Regions from separate parts of the Mus musculus genome. Here region 2 is linked to region 1. Evidence: chromatin loops called from intact Hi-C (ENCODE). Cell type or tissue: gastrocnemius. All regions are shown on one strand. Each heading gives the region's core, and the rest is flanking DNA. Links, peaks and the distances in the headings are about the cores only.

Evidence for each region. Hi-C counts contacts between places; a loop is a spot of excess contacts. Peaks named below come from ENCODE experiments on the same cell type or tissue, not always from the same donor. Only the 100,000 strongest peaks of a DNase experiment are listed, where the experiment ranks them.
Region 2: it touches region 1 in a loop (4-fold over the local background); 15 of 42 quality-filtered maps call a loop at or near these places.

What each region holds. Positions count from the first base shown.
Region 1 is chr8:9,925,698-9,934,038 of GRCm38, reverse strand. No RefSeq gene overlaps it. Among named protein-coding and RNA genes, the nearest start is that of Lig4, 46 kb to the left of the region's middle. In gastrocnemius, for the core only: no CTCF peak of the experiment used is centred there; DNase peaks (open chromatin) are centred at 1,116 and 3,780.
Region 2 is chr8:9,345,508-9,353,848 of GRCm38, reverse strand. All of the region lies in intron 1 of Fam155a (family with sequence similarity 155, member A), which reads left to right. Among named protein-coding and RNA genes, the nearest start is that of Gm39128, 180 kb to the right of the region's middle. In gastrocnemius, for the core only: a CTCF peak has its summit at 4,882 (motif pointing left); a DNase peak (open chromatin) is centred at 4,883.

The DNA.
Region 1 (8,341 bases), core at 259-8,258:
TGTTCCAAGAGGGTTCTTGCATGGGAAATGAACCACTTTTATTTCTAATTTTTTAAAAAAGGGAGGGACTAGAATAGATTAAAAGAAACACAAAGCTAAGCTTGAAATTCTTCTGCATCCAACTCTGACCAAAGATCCTCTTCAAGTCATTCAGGCAGGCAGTTGGAAAGGCTGGCACGGACTATTAAGAAGCAGTTGTTGTTTTGTTCTAACAGAATTGTGTTAAGAATGAAAATGCATCCTGGAGCAATTAAAGCCAGATTAATAAGGTACTCAAAGTGGGCTTTAAGATCACCTTGCTGGGGTTTCTGATTTTCGCTATGATGGGTGGTATCTAGCAGAGCAAATGTCTCCGATCCTAGATGTAAAACACGGCATTTTAAAGCATTCTCTAAGCTCCCTGTAAGGTAACCTCCCTGCTAAAATAAATGCCAAGACAGCAACCCTGAGCAGCAGTGGAAATCTACCCCGGCCACTGAACTTGAAGGTCAACAATGCCTGAGAGCAACCAACTGCATTGTGTGGACCCTGCCATTCTACACTCTATGCTCCCCTGCAGCATTTAGTGGTTTTGAAATAAAGCTGGACAAAAGGCTTAAAATCCCCATCAGAATGGAACAGCTGGGCACTGCTTCAGACTGTCTCAGAGCAGTCAGGATGCAACATTTGATTTAGATTGTTAATCAATCCAGCTAGGGCTTGGAGAGAGGACCTAGGCAGTCTGAGTCACTTGTCCTCCCTCAGCCTTTACTGTCCAAGAGATTCAGTTTGAGGAGTAGGTGGGACTTTCCTAAGCACTAGAGAAACGAGCTGTCATGAAGGAAGGAAGGATCTGATAGACATCATGGACTCTCAGCGGTGCCATCTGAGAGCTTGAGGGCCAGGCCCTGAGAAGTGTGCAAGACAGAAGAGACCACAACTCTGAAAGTGTCAAAACATTAAACTATTCTCAATTCACAAGCTAAAGAGAGAACTATCTCACCCCCACTAGAGCTGCATACTTCTTTGCTCTGTCAGCTCAGAGGGCATAAGAGAATTAGTGTGTCCCAGCACCACAGAGCATAGCTAGTTTCAATTCTTGTTGCCAACAAGAGGAGCTAAGGGCTTCTGGGAAAATGGCCAATTCCAGGATCAGTGCAGGAAATAGGTGGAGCATCTATTGGAGAAGCAGAGTAAGTGCATGTGGTGGTTTGAATATGCTGGCCCAGGGAGTGGCACTATTAGGAGGTGTAGCCTTGTCAGAGTAGGTATGTCATTGTGGGCATGGGCTTTAGCATCCTACCTGCCCAGAAATCAGTATTCTCCTATTTTCCCTGAGAACAAGATATAGGACTCTCAGATTCTCCTACACCATGCCTGCCTGGACACTGCCATGCTCCCATCTTGATGATAATGGGTTGAACCTCTGAATCTGTAAGCCAGCCCCAATTAAATATAATGTTGTCCTTTATAAGAGATGTCTTGGTCATGGTGTCTGTTCACAGCAGTAAAACTCTAACTAAAATGGTGCATGAGGGTATCAGAGAGACCCACAGCAACGGGGCCACATCCAAAGGACAATGGAGAAAACACAAAGGACAGTCAATTCCAAGGCTGGGGCAGTTGGAATCATAGAACATAAAGTGTAAAATAGATACTTAGCATCATGCTAGATGTGCATAAATGACTGAGGATGGAAATACATAAATAAAAAGATAATTTTTCATACAGAAGCCTGATTAATTTTTGGAGAAACAAAGATCTTCAGGTAGAATTTTAATTATTTTTAAAAAAAATCAAAAAAAATGCTTAACTGAAAAAATACTTATCTTTAATTTCTCCTGAAGACAGACTTTGAGAGGCAGTTCCCTTACTAAGTCAAAACTTGCAAACAAGCAGTGGTTAGTGGGACATCTGGGTAATTTACTATCAGACTCCTGGAAGATTCCACCCAGATTCAAGACCTATGAAGTTTGAATAAGTACATTTTTCCCTTGTGACATGTCCCCAGACCTTTGCCTGTGGTTTGCCTACAATTCCCACTCTGGCTCATGTGTGAGGCAGCTGCCCTTTTGCTGCTGGCACTATTGAGGGAGATGGTGAAGCTTAAGGAGGTGGACCCCATGATGGATGTTTTTGGTTGTCAACTTGACTACACCTGGAATTAACTAAAACCGAAATGGCTGGGTGAACCTGTGAGAGATTTTTTTTCTTCATTAAGTCATTTGAAGTGGGGAGATCCACTTCTTATCTACATCTTTGAGTTGTGAAGATCCATCTTTGATCTGAACTATACCTTCTGCTAGAAGCCTATATAAAGGAGATTAAAAGAAAGAAGCCTGCTTTCTTTCTCTTTGCCTGTTTGCCCTCACTCTGGCCAGCAACTCCATTCCTTCACTAGCATTAAAGCTTACTTCTTTGGGATTCTGATGGATACTAAAAACCAGGAAAGCCATCCAGCCTTGAATACTTGGTCCTTCCATTGTTTGGCAGCCATTGTTCGACTAGCTGGACCAAAACCTGTAAGCCATTCTAATAAATCCTTTATCTCTATCTAATCTAAATCATCTAGGTAGCCATGTATCTACGAATTATTAATGTATCTATCTATCTATCTATCTATATATCTATCTATATATCTACTCTATAAATTGTTTCTCTAGAAAATCCTTGCTAATATAAGTTCTTACCTGGAGGAAGTAGGTGACTGGTAGAGATAATTGCAGAGCTCACACATGGCCCATCTTTCCTCTTTCTGCCTTCTGTCCTCCATGAGGTAGAGGGCTGCTTCTTTTTTGCACACATGCCACCATTGCATTTTGCTCAAGTGCATGAGTCCAAGCTGCCATAGCTGCTTGTGAGACACTGCGGAAATCACTTTTTGATAAAGTGTTCTCATTTGGTGTTTTGATCACAACGATACAGAAGAAACTAATACAGTTCTCAATACTCATGAATTCATCTTGCATCTTTTGCCTTTGTTTTTTGTGTTTCTGCAACTATTATACTAAACTGTTCTGTATCTTATTTTTAAAACATACTCCGGGGGTCTGTGGTAAACATAGAAGGGCATGTTAAAGAGGCATTGATAGATGCAGGGCTGCTTTCCTGATGCTCACATTTCAAAGGATGACTCCGTGTTTCTTGAAAATGACAGTCCTGAATTGCAAAACCAAGCTGGGGCTTTGAGAAGATTTACATCAATCAGAGGGGACAGAGGAAGTAGCCTATGTATGCACTCTGAGAACAGTGCCTGGGTACTGAAGTTCAGTTGTATTTAGGAAATATTGGGCTGTTTAAGTTGGGATCTGTGCTTTGTAGCCATGGGTGCATCTGACATTTCTAGATGGCCAAGAGAGCAGAAGTGAGTCAGGGGTTAGGCCAGGGCATGCACAGGCTTGAAAACCCTGATCCAAGGACTAATCTGTATTCTTTAAGGAGTCCTTGAGAGATTTTACACTTGGGAAATAGATGATCAGGCTTATAAATTAGCAGAATAGGGGAAAAGAAGGACTGATGCGGCTCAGACAGGGCTATAGAATAGTAATCGGATGCAGAGAGTCTTCTTGTTCACCACTTAGAGCATGTGGGTGTTTATTATTCCCACTTTCTCATGTTAAACCAAAGACTCCACGTGTTTAAATTCCCTCCCAAATGTTGTAGCTTCAGTACGTGTGGGCACTTTTAAGCTCAATCTGTCTCCCGAGAAGTCCAAAACTCACTTGGCAGCGAGGCTGCAGAACCTGTGTGGTCGCCAGACAGTGTGTGGGGTTTGCAGTGTAGGAGACAGGGTGACAAGTGAGTGGTACCCTGGACATATGCCACCGGCATGACTGTGGAAGACGGCAAAGCCAGCCAGTATTAGTGTCATCTGGCTGAGGATGGACGTCAGCTCCTAAAAGCATCCTCCTGGCCCACACCAGCTGTGTTCGCTTTCCTAGATTGAGGGAGACAATTCATATAAAAAAACTTCACTCACTGTGGGATCCTCAGAGTCAAAGGCTAGTACATTAAGAGAATAGACATCGTTTATAACTCAGTTTCCACTTAAAATATACCGGGGTAGATTATAATGCAGTGGAGTCCCATCATGAATTATTTATAAGTAGAGGAGTTTCTTCCTGTTTTATAACTGCGGATTTCCATAATTTGGAGCTGTCTGTGGATGACTCTAAAGCAGTCTGTAAGATATTTTTTTTTAAAAAAGAGAGAAAAAAAAGGAAATGGTTTGAGAAAATATCGGCTTTCATGCGCATTCCTTAGAATATTTTGTATTTTAAGTTAAGGAAGACTCACTTGAAGGCAGTATTGGATTTGATGGGTAGAAGTGTGGCATGGAGGAGCCTCAGGTCCTGGCTCTAGTGCACCCAGGCTGTGTCATTCCCAGGGCTTCACCCTACCTGGTGTTTGTTTCAGGCTGTCCCTGGCATTACTCTCCATGCTCCGTGACTGTCCCAACCCATCTTCACATAGCTGGAGACTTTCCTTAGCCTCCCCAGGCTCCAATGCCCCCATTTCATAGCTCCAGAAAGGAGATGACTACCAGGGCTGAGATCTATGTTTTTGTACGTGTGTGTGTGTGCGCGCGTGTGTGTGTGTGTGCGTGTGCGTGTGCATGTGTGTGTGTGTGTGTGTGTGTGTGTGTGTGTGTGTGTAACTCCGCGCGCTGGGCTTGGCAGCACATCTCTTTACCTGCCGAGCATCTCGCAGGCCCCAGGACCTCTGCTGATCCGCTGGATACTGAGGATCCAGGGGATGCTCTGTTTTATGTGATTTGTTCAATATTCCCATTGCCCTTCATTAGACTCCTTTCTTTATGTTGTGTTAGGTCCCTTATAACCTTTTTTTTTTCACATGGGAATCATTTTTGTTTTATTTGTTTACTGACTGTTTTTCCTTTTTATTTTAACAATCATTTCTTAGGTGGTACAATGTTACTTTTTTTTTTTTCTATGAACGTTCTCCTTACAATTTCAAATTAAAAAAAAAAAAAAAAACCGCCCCAGAAGCTAGAGAGATTGCTCAGTGGTTAGGAGCACTTGTTGCTCTTTCAGGGAAGTTTGGATCAATTCCTAGCATCCACATGATGGCTCACGATCTCCAGTTTCAGAGAATTCCACACTCTAGAAGAATACCCTTCATGAGCAGCAGGCGTTTATGAGATGCACAGACCTGCATACAGGCACAATATCCATTCCAGTAGAATTAAATAAACACACACACACACACAAACATGCACATGTATGTGTGTGCACACGCATGCATATGCACACCCATGCATACACTCATGTGTGCACATGCACACACCTAGACTACACAGCAGCACTGAATGTATGCTCACTCATCAGTGTTTTTTGATTGCACAAGATTCTCTTCATTGGTCTGTTTGAAAGTTACGCCTTCATACCTTTCCAGCACATTGAGGGAAGTTCCATTTGAGTCAGAATAATCCAACCATAGGCTATGCAGAATGAGGATGACATTCTGCCATGTGGCATTTACATCCTTCCATGGGGGACGCATTTTTAAGGTGCTTACTTTTTGAAATGCTGAAGTGAAAGTAAAAGAGGGACGCCGTTCTGGAAATATGTGTCCTTTCTGTCACCTCCAAGTTGTTGATTCCTCAGAAAGATTTCAATTCCATTATGTATCACCAAGTATTATATAAACTGTCACTTTCACTTAAGTTCTAATTTATTTATTTGTTAGTTAAGTTTATTTATGTGTATGCTTTCTTTTTTCTGTGTCCTCAGTGAGTTCTGTCTCAACTAGATAAATTTAGATTCTCTTGCAGTGATACCTTTTAACCACGTGGAGTCCTGACTGTGGGTCATTTACAGAAATCAGATAAAGGAGCCAGATACAGAGCACCTAGCTCAAGGCCACAAGTCTGAGAGATAATCATGATAGATTGTGATAATATTGCAAAGCAATACACTCTCATAAGCAAGTGACCACACACTCCAGATGTTAAAGAATATCTGCTATTTCAAGGTAGACACTAGGCACTAACTGTGCCACAAGCTTCTACAAGGCTATTGTCCCAAATATAAAGGTTCCTTTAAAGCATAGAGTATCTGGGTGAATGATACCCGAGGACAGGCCATGCATGACCCTTTACCATAAACATCATGCAGTTTAGTCCTTGGATGAAAAAAAAACTGCCTTTAGATAGGAAATCAAAGTGACTACAGTTTAAAATTCATCTCTTAAGACCCTGTTTTTCCTTTGACATGACTGATCTGTAGAGACTTCTCACTTATGGTATGCACTTCAGTGTGGGTGCTTACACCGATCAGCCTCAAGAAATGTGTACTCCAGAAGTACAATGTGGGGAAAATGTGGAGTGAGAGGTCAGTGTGGGAAACACTCCTTGGTTTCCTTAGTAATAGTTATCTATCACTGTAACCTGGAGGGAACTTTATAGATTTTCTGTAAATGGATTCTGAGGTCTATAAATTATACTTAGAGAAGAGATTATCCTGTTATGTCAAATTCCAGCTAACACAAGGGTAATGTGTTGGCACACAGGTCCCCTGCTTCAGTGACTTTATTCAATCCTATTTCCAACATTTATTATGTCTTATGATCTTAGGACTTCACCAATAATAATCATTATTTTAGGCATTTATTTTTAGGAGACATTCTCCTCTGACCATTAGAGTATTGCTATTTAATGGAGTGGAAGTGTCAGTCTTTGCCTTGGCTTTCAGCCTCCAGTAAGGACACATTTTATTTGTTCTATACATACTCATGAAGTCACCCCTATTCTCTCTCTCTAAGATTCTACAGTTTTAGAGAAGGAACTACGCCTTCCATCGTGTGGATCATCAAACCAGACTTGTGGCTATCAGTGCTAATGAACATCTAATAAGTAAACACAAAGCAACAAGAGAATTGGATTTCATGAGCCAACATATTAAGGCTCAGTGGACACAGACCTTCCATGGGAGGCAAAATAGACAAGTGTTAATGGCCACACTTTTCCTAGGGTATTAACAAGTCGTCAGTCTTGCCATTTAGCAAGTATTCTGTGCCCTTTCTAAGTGGAAGAAAGCCATGTTCTCTATTATAGACCTTGACTGAAACTTTAATTATTCATATAATTTTACCCTATTATAATACAGCTCATTATTCATGTCAAATGTGTTAATATATGAAAGTCCTGCTGTCCACTGGAACTAAGCAAGATGCTGTGGGGGCAGAATTAAAATCAAAGGACAAAATGCACAGCCTACCCATCTTTAATATATTCTTACATTTAATAACCTCAGATTATCTCCTGATTTATTATATATACATATTACAAATATCAGAAATAATTCAAATATCTTATAACCCAGTGGAGGTGGCAGATTTCATAAACAGACAATTTCAGTATTAATCTGTTTTGGTGATTTGCAAATAGCAGATGAGCAGAAACAGCCTGTTCTAGGTTCAGGAACTCATGGCTGTAGGTGCACATTAGAAGACAGCATGTATAAGCAGTGGTTGCTTGGAAGGCTTCCAGGGAACAGTGTGGTGATAGCAGGTGCACAGATAAAGAGCCTTGATTTTTGAGGTGTAAGGAGGTTAGAATATCTATAGGTGAGCTGGGTACTAAAGGGGTTCATGGGTTCACTGAATTTAGACTGTTAATGAGAGATGAGCTGGATAAGGCTGGGGTAAAGCTTATTGCTGATGACCTAAGCTCAACACAAGTTAATGCCTTACTCCACAGCTATCTGTTTTATGGATATGGTGTTAATTGTATCTGCCATTGGTGTTCACTTCGATGTTTCTACGTGTGCACCAAATGTTCACACTTGGTCAGGAAACATCTAGTAGGTAGCAAGGCAAATCCCTAGCACCATTCCTGCAAGGCAGATAATGGTAGTGGTCTAAGGGATTCCTGAGTTTGTTCCCTGGCACAAAGAAAGAACATCTAGAAAGATGGAAGAGCAAGTTACAGAGAAAGGGAAACTTTATACTGTCAGCATGTGAGAAGCCTAAGACTGGAAGTCCTTTCGATGCAGGCTAGCTTGGGTATTTTTTTTTTTTTCCGAGACAGGGTTTCTCTGTATAAAAGGGTCCTTGGGACTTCTCCTTGTGTTTATCGCCATGTCTAGGTATTGACCCTGTGCCTGCCCGTTGATTCTCCTCAGTCTTCTGGGAACAAGAAGTAACCAACTATGGGAGCCTGCCTTAGGTCTCTGTGCCTACTGTATTATTCTAACCCCACATCACCATGAAGTGGGGCCACAGCCTGGGATGCTTTGGTCTTGGGTTTGGACTATTGTAGTCCTATGATGCCTTGGTTGCCTTAGTGATTGTAAGTTAAAACTAGAGAACTTGACAATGACTTTTTTTCCTGTCTCCTCCT
Region 2 (8,341 bases), core at 117-8,116, 580 kb after region 1:
GTAAAAATGGCTATCTTGCCAAAAGCAATCTACAGATTCAATGCAATCCCCATTAAAATTCCAACTCAATTCTTCAACGAATTAGAAGGAGCAATTTGCAAATTCATCTGGAATAACAAAAAACCGAGGATAGCAAAAACTCTTCTCAAGGATAAAAGAACCTCTGGTGGAATCACCATGCCTGACCTAAAGCTTTACTACAGAGCAATTGTGATAAAAACTGCATGGTACTGGTATAGAGACAGACAAGTGGACCAATGGAATAGAATTGAAGACCCAGAAATGAACCCACACACCTATGGTCACTTGATCTTCGACAAGGGAGCCAAAACCATCCAGTGGAAGAAAGACAGCATTTTCAACAATTGGTGCTGGCACAACTGGTTGTTATCATGTAGAAGAATGCGAATCGATCCATACTTATCTCCTTGTACTAAGGTCAAATCTAAGTGGATCAAGGAACTTCACATAAAACCAGAGACACTGAAACTTATAGAGGAGAAAGTGGGGAAAAGCCTTGAAGATATGGGCACAGGGGAAAAATTCCTGAACAGAACAGCAATGGCTTGTGCTGTAAGATCGAGAATTGACAAATGGGACCTAATGAAACTCCAAAGTTTCTGCAAGGCAAAAGACACTGTCTATAAGACAAAAAGACCACCAACAGACTGGGAAAGGATCTTTACCTATCCTAAATCAGATAGGGGACTAATATCCAGCATATATAAAGAACTCAAGAAGGTGGACCTCAGAAAATCAAATAACCCCCTTAAAAAATGGGGCTCAGAACTGAACAAAGAATTCTCACCTGAGGAATACCGAATGGCAGAGAAGCACCTGAAAAAATGTTCAACATCCTTAATCATCAGGGAAATGCAAATCAAAACAACCCTGAGATTCCACCTCACACCAGTGAGAATGGCTAAGATCAAAAATTCAGGTGACAGCAGATGCTGGCGAGGATGTGGAGAAAGAGGAACACTCCTCCATTGTTGGTGGGATTGCAGGCTTGTACAACCACTCTGGAAATCAGTCTGGCGGTTCCTCAGAAAATTGGACATAGTACTACCGGAGGATCCAGCAATACCTCTCCTGGGCATATATCCAGAAGAAGCCCCAACTGGTAAGAAGGACACATGCTCCACTATGTTCATAGCAGCCTTATTTATAATAGCCAGAAACTGGAAAGAACCCAGATGCCCCTCAACAGAGGAATGGATACAGAAAATGTGGTACATCTACACAATGGAGTACTACTCAGCTATTAAAAAGAATGAATTTATGAAATTCCTAGCCAAATGGATGGACCTGGAGAGCATCATCCTGAGTGAGGTAACACAATCACAAAGGAACTCACACAATATGTACTCACTGATAAGTGGATACTAGCCCAAAACCTAGGATACCCACGATATAAGATACAATTTCCTAAACACATGAAACTCAAGAAAAATGAAGACTGAAGTGTGGACACTATGCCCCTCCTTAGAAGTGGGAACAAAACACCCATGGAAGGAGTTACAGAAACAAAGTATGGAGCTGAGATGAAAGGATGGACCATGTAGAGACTGCCATATCCAGGGATCCACCCCATAATCAGCTTCCAAATGCTGACACCATTGCATACACTAGCAAGATTTTACTGAAAGGACCCAGATGTAGCTGTCTCTTGTGAGACTATGCCGGGGCCTAGCAAACACAGAAGTGGATGCTCACAGTCAGCTAATGGATGGATCACAGGGCTCCCAATGGAGGAGCTAGAGAAAGTACCCAAGGAGCTAAAGGGATCTTCAACCCTATAGGTGGAACAACATTATGAACTAACCAGTACCCCTGAGCTCTTGACTCTAGCTGCATATGTATCAAAAGATGGCCTAGTCGGCCATCACTGGAAAGAGAGGCCCATTGGACACGCAGACTTTGTGTGCCCCGGTACAGGGGAACGCCAGGGCCAAAGGGGGGGAGTGGGTGGGTAGGGGAGTGGGGGTGGGTGGGTAAGGGGGACTTTTGGTATAGCATTGGAAATGTAAATGAGCTAAATACCTAATAAAAAATGGAAAAAAAAAAAAATACCTCTTGGTTTATTCTTCAAAGAGAAAAAAACAAAAACAAAAAAGAAATGAAACTTTTTCTGTTTTTATTCTTGTTTTTTAATTATTTTATTTTTTAATCATCCCCCTGTTTGTTTCCACAGAGAATCAAACAAAAGGTGTTTTTTGCTGAGCTCTGGGAGGAGCCAGGAACTTGCTGTCTGGTACATGCCAAGCCGTGTCTGATTAAAATAGGAAGGCTCAGGAAGAAGAAAGCAGGAGACTGGGAAGGTGGAACTGAGGAAAAGAGATCCTGCCTGACAAACTCCTCAGTGAGAACAGTGAGAAAAAGGCTAACTTCGCTGTGAAGGGGGGTTCCACAGACACCTGTGCTGTGTGAAGACTGCAGGCAAAGCACAGCCCAACCCTCGAGAAACAGAGAGGCCCAATCATTATAAACCTAGTTTGTCTTTTTTCTAAGATGCTTTTAGTTCTAAGATGGAAGCAGGCTGGCTCTTCGGGTACTCACTGAGAGCCATGGATGAGGCAGATATGAATGGGCACAGGTCAATGGGATGGCATGAAACCAAGCCATAGAACAATCAGATGAGAAGTGAGGGTTGTCTTAGCCTCAGCAGTCATCAGCCCATCACGACATCTACTCTTCTAGAAGGCAGTGGCCTAAAGTGTCCCATATCTGTCATCTCAATGGGTTTTTGTGTGTCAGGACTTCTGAGACCACTACCAGGCAGGTCTGCCATGATCCTCCACAGAGGTCATTATTGAGCTGCAGTGATCTGAAGATTCCCTGGAGATTTAGGGCTGGAGTACAGGGTGGAGAGGATCATGGGGAAGAGCTATGTGCCTGTTCTCAGACAGGCTCTGGTTTGCTGGAAGAGAAATTCAGGAAGATTGAGGCTAAAGCTGCAGAATTCTACTTGACCTGGCCCTGGAGACACACACAATCCTATCCGTGAAATCCAAGTGTTCCTCGTGTCTGCAGGATTCATATGTTTCATGAGCACATGGAAGTCCTGCAGGATAGCTGCTTTGCCTGTCTCCTTCCCCAGGTCCTTCATATTTTCCAATTGACTATATCCTTTCTAGACCTTCTCTAGAATGTCCTATTGCCTTTCTCTCTAGTTATTCTATAAGAGTTTGTCGGAAGGGATGAGCCACTTGGTTGTGAAAACTTGCAGCCATTTTTGCTTCTCCCTCCCATAGTACTAACAGCAGAATTAAATCATTTAAACATCCACCCTAAGGTTTCCATATATCGCCATTATTCTTTGTCTCCCCCCGGTTGATGATAGCAAGTGGAGCCCAGTAACTAATGACTGAAACTGGAAGAATTCCGAAGATAAAGCATTTCCTAATTATCTCCATGACAGATGTTTTCTGGATTGCTTTTTCTTCTTTAACACACATTAAAAAAAAAAGATATACTTTGGGATGTGACCAAGTGCTTCCTTGTTATTTTTGAGAACATGAGAAATATTGAAAGAATTCCCACTGCATCTTCATTAGCTTGGCCAAATAGAAAATGTCACGGAAAGCCTTTGTGTATTTAATGGTGTGCTGGGGTAGGAATGGATGTTGTCTCCAGCCTCCCAGTTGGCACGCACATGCACAATCACAGAGCCCATGCTACTTGTAATCCTTGCTGATTTATAGTCTTTGAATCATAATTGTTAAGACTGTAAGTGTGACATCCTATTTAAATAATATATGTTTAATTTATAGACATGTATACCTTCCAAGAAAATGAAATTATGACATTTGTATGCATGATTAGAAGCTGCACAAAGTATAGTTACTAAAAAAGCAATGGAAAGTGTGGTGTGGTGTGGTGCTACCAAAAGTACCTCCTGTCAAGCCTGCACAACAGGCAGATGCCTTTTCTCATCTAGATACTGTCAGTCTCATTATCTCAGGGAATAACTTAGCAAAGCATCATGCAAAAAACCCCTTCTCTGTTCTGAACGTATGGAAAGTAAGAGTCAGAGTCAACATCTGTGCCCAGAAGAGGAGGACACATCTTAGCACCTCGCTCTGTTTTCCTGAAGGTGAGCCCCATGATAATTAGAGAATCTCTAAAACTGATGTTGCTGGGTATTACTGAAGTTGTTGGCTTTCACATACAGCTTCTCTTCCAATCCAACCTGGAAACATCAAGAGATAAATTATGTTTCGAATTTTGATACACTGTTTATCGGTTCCCTGTTGGACTCTAAGGGAACAGACCGAATGTTCTCTAGTGTAGTTACACAGTTGTAGCAGGTAAACCTGCCCCTGAAAGCAGCCCCATGATCTCAGATGAACTTAGAGATGGATTATTCTTCAAAGACTGCCAGGGATAGACATGGCTGGAGAGGTGCTGCTTGGTTTTTGTGGGCTGGAGCAGAGCAGGGTTTTGATGCCAGTACAGAAGGTCAGGGCACCATGAATACTCCTCTTTGTTACAAAACTGTGCGAGAAATATATGTTTTAGGGAGCCATAATAATGTTGCACAAAAGTAAATATCTGAATATAATTTAATCACCTCATCCAGAAAAAGACAACTCAAATAAGGAAGCGTTAGAGGACAAGAGGAAAATCTGTCCCATTTTAAAGTATCTTAACCACAATATTAAATGTATTGAGTGCATGGGATAGGTTTTACAAATATTTTATGAATGAAAAATGCAATACAGTAGTTACACAAACTTTTGAGTTATAAATTTAGCCTTCTTCTGTGCTTAGCAGATGAAGCTGGCTCTTCTCAGTTAAAACCACACATGAAGAGTCAGACGAAAATTTTACCTTGGATGGGGTCAGGGTCAGAGATGGTCATGCTGCCCCCTGGTGGCTATTTCAGAGACCATGCTGAGGCTCAGAGTGACAGGCGAATAGTCCCTTCTATGGTCAAAGGGCTGAGTCTTGGGCATTTGGAGAGATAGATGCTTTAATTGGACCTGTCTAGAAGAAATGCCACTAAGCCATCTGGTTGATTCCTGTGAGGGTCCATCCTCCCGCTGCTATGGGAGAAGCGGCAGAGCACAGAGAGTTAGGATTGGAGAGCGACATCCTCTCTCACTGGAGTGAGTGGCAAGCCATCCCTCAAGTGTGTGCTCTGACTGGTTCCATCGATTCCATCCTTAATCAGCAGTCTGCCCTGGCCTCTCCTCCTCTCTACACACTCCCATCTTTTGTTAACCCAGTTCCTCTCCCAAGAGTCCAAGTCCAGATCTACTTTTCGTTTACAAATCCTTAAAAGTTTATTCCTTGTAGGTATTATACTTATGTTTGTTTGATTTTTTGAGATTATAATTTAATTACAACTTTTATCCTTTCTTTATCTCCCACCAACACTCCTCCCCCCACCCCCATCCCCTGCTTGCTCTCCTTCAAATTCCCGGCCTCTTATGTCACCAATTTTTACTGAATGCATGTGAGTATTTATACATACATGTCTATTTCTAATTATAAGCTGTTGAGTCCATATAACGTTGCTTGTGTGAATGTTTTCAGAGATGAGCTTTGGCACTGGGCAGCCGGTTGATGCGCTCTTCCATGGGGAAGGTCGCCTCTCCTGCTCTTAGCTTTACTATGCTCGCTGGGTTTCCTTGTGTAGAGTCAGGGTCTCACGTTTCCTGCCCTGTTTGCTGTGTTCATTAGTGTCGATCAAATTTCCTCCCAGATCCTTCCCACATCCCCACTCATCCAACTCCACTCCTTTCTCTCTTTAAAACTAGACAAAACAAACAAATACAAGCAAACAGCAAACAAACCACAACAAACCTTCACAGCTGCCTGTAGGAAAGCCAGGCACGCACTGAGCTGGTGACTGAATGGCAGAGATGAGGAGCTAAGAGGCAAGTACCTAGTCATGGTTCCCCAGTGCAGGCAGACTGTAGGGAAGGCATAGTGCAGTGTGCGCCTTTGTACCGTTTCAAACTTGTCCATTAAATCCATAAGCACTATGATATGTTTGGGGAGACCTTTCCAAATAAACTTGCTACCCGTCTTTCTGTGGGGCAAAGATAGAAAGAAATAAAGTCCTATAATTCACGAATGATGAAAGGCACCTCCATTCTGTTTGAATGCTAAAATGACACTCTCCAAGGTCAGGCTGTCAGGCAGCAGGAATCTTGTGACAGATTGTGCCTGGCCTCATTTCCATATGAAAGGTAAGCTCCTTTACCTCTGTGGAAAGAAATTCTGGCTTTTTTGCTTCAAACCCATTTCACTATTTAAACTCCTTTTTGTTGTTGTTCAAAACATGTTGGAGCATTGGGCCCACATGCCACAGAACTGGCTGTATTGGGTGGCGAGAACACAGCAGTTTAGTGTGTCTGCATATCAGAACCCTTAGTACCCAATCCTATGTGTCTAAATGGACAGTCAGGGATGGTCACGGAAGGTGAATGTAGATGCAATGTACCCATACGGAATGTTTGTACAGAACACTTAGTCCCACCTTAGTTCAGCCCAGCTGAACATTGGGCAGGTGAGGCTGGAATGCTTAACATTCTTTCAGGAAAGTGGCTCGGGACAGGACTGCTCAGTCCAAGGCAGAGCCAGACTTTCAAAAAACAGTTTCAATGTAGGTTTAAGCTCAGGAAAGTCTAATAGAAGCATGGTGACACAGGCCTGGAACACATTGGTTTTGGCTGAATTGTGTTTTCCCAAACGGGTGCATTGAGTCATTGATCCCCAGAATGTGAAACCTCATTTGGAGATAAAGTCCTTGTAGATAATTCAGTTGGTGTAAGGTCATTAAGAAAAGCTCCAATCTCCTTTTGCTGATGTCCAAATAAGAACAGAAAATTGTGACGAGACAGCAAAAGCTGATGTAGTTGCAAGCCAAGGACAGTAAAGACTTCTGGTTGCCAGCAGAAGCTGAGACAGAGATTTGACCCTACAGGTGACGGACAGGAGGAGGAAGCCAGGACGGCAGCCTTAGCAACTCCTTACTTTCAGGCTTCCTCCCCACTGAGCTAAGACACAACATATTTGTGCAGCATTAAGCCAAAGACTGGTATTTTGCTCCTAACGTGAAAATTCTAGGAATCAAATAGAGCCATTTTTTTTTCATGATCATGTGAATGCCATGATCAGAGTCTCTTATCACATATCAACAGACTTGTCTTTGGTTGATCATTCAGTGTCGATGGATCACATTCTAATAACAAGAAATCCCAAAGACCCATAATTTACCTCACCCATTTATTCATGAGCTATGCAACTTGACAGAATTTCTGCTAATGAATTTTTGAGCTTACTTTAAAAAAATAATAAAATGTGTCAAAATACTTTTTTTTTTTTTACAAAAAACAGTGTTATTTATATATAAGCTGATGTTCAAAATAACTCAGAGGTGTACAGGATCTGGAGCAAATGTCAGGTGGTGTGAGGTGAGCCAGGTGGTAGGTCCATGAGGATTCACACAGAATTCTCTTCACTTTTCTTGGGCTGGAAATTTCCATACTCTAAAAAACAGAAAGATTAGCTGATCTTGGTAGATTGCGACTAAGCCTCCAGCAGTTTTCTCAGTGTGAAAGGGTGTGATATCTCTCTCATTAGCAGTTTTTCCACAAGTGGATTGGATAGCTGCAGTGGGTTTTATATTGAAGTGAAGAAGCACATTATCTGGTTTCTTACGAGATGTAAGCACCTTGGCTTAGTTGAGACTCAGTTCCATTTAGAATCTCACTTATACTTCAGGATAGCACCTTGCCTGCCATGACTAACCTCTCTATGTACATTTTCTCTGAATTCTGATTGCTTTTACTTTAAGAGTAGTGTGTTGACATAGGAGTGCACACAAGTCCCTCTGTTTCTTCTCTCCTTACTGGTGGCACATAGTCACCACGGAAGCAGTAACTTCAGTTACCAGGCAACTAACTGCAATTGTCTCTTGCATGTTGCCACAAGCCACTTGCAAATTTGCACATCTCCACAATAGCATGATCATACTCGTGGCCCTCAACTTTAAAAATCAATTTTCCCCTTGCGCCCATAGCGAAAATGACTTTGAATTTCACAAAAGCAAGTTTTATCATGACAGAAACAGAACTGACTAAGGGTTGTAAGTCACTCCTTAATGTGCAAGTGAGCGAATTAAAATCATGGGTGATGTTTATTGAGATAGGAACCTCCCATGGTCAGTTCTCTTGGTGAAGGCACACCATTGTAGTTTTTAGTATCTGACAACAGGCCTCCGTGGAGGGAGTGTGATATTCAGAAGATGGAAAGGTATAGAGACACAGGTTTATTAGCATGAATCTGAAACAACACATGTTTGGTAATCATACCAAAATGAATACTA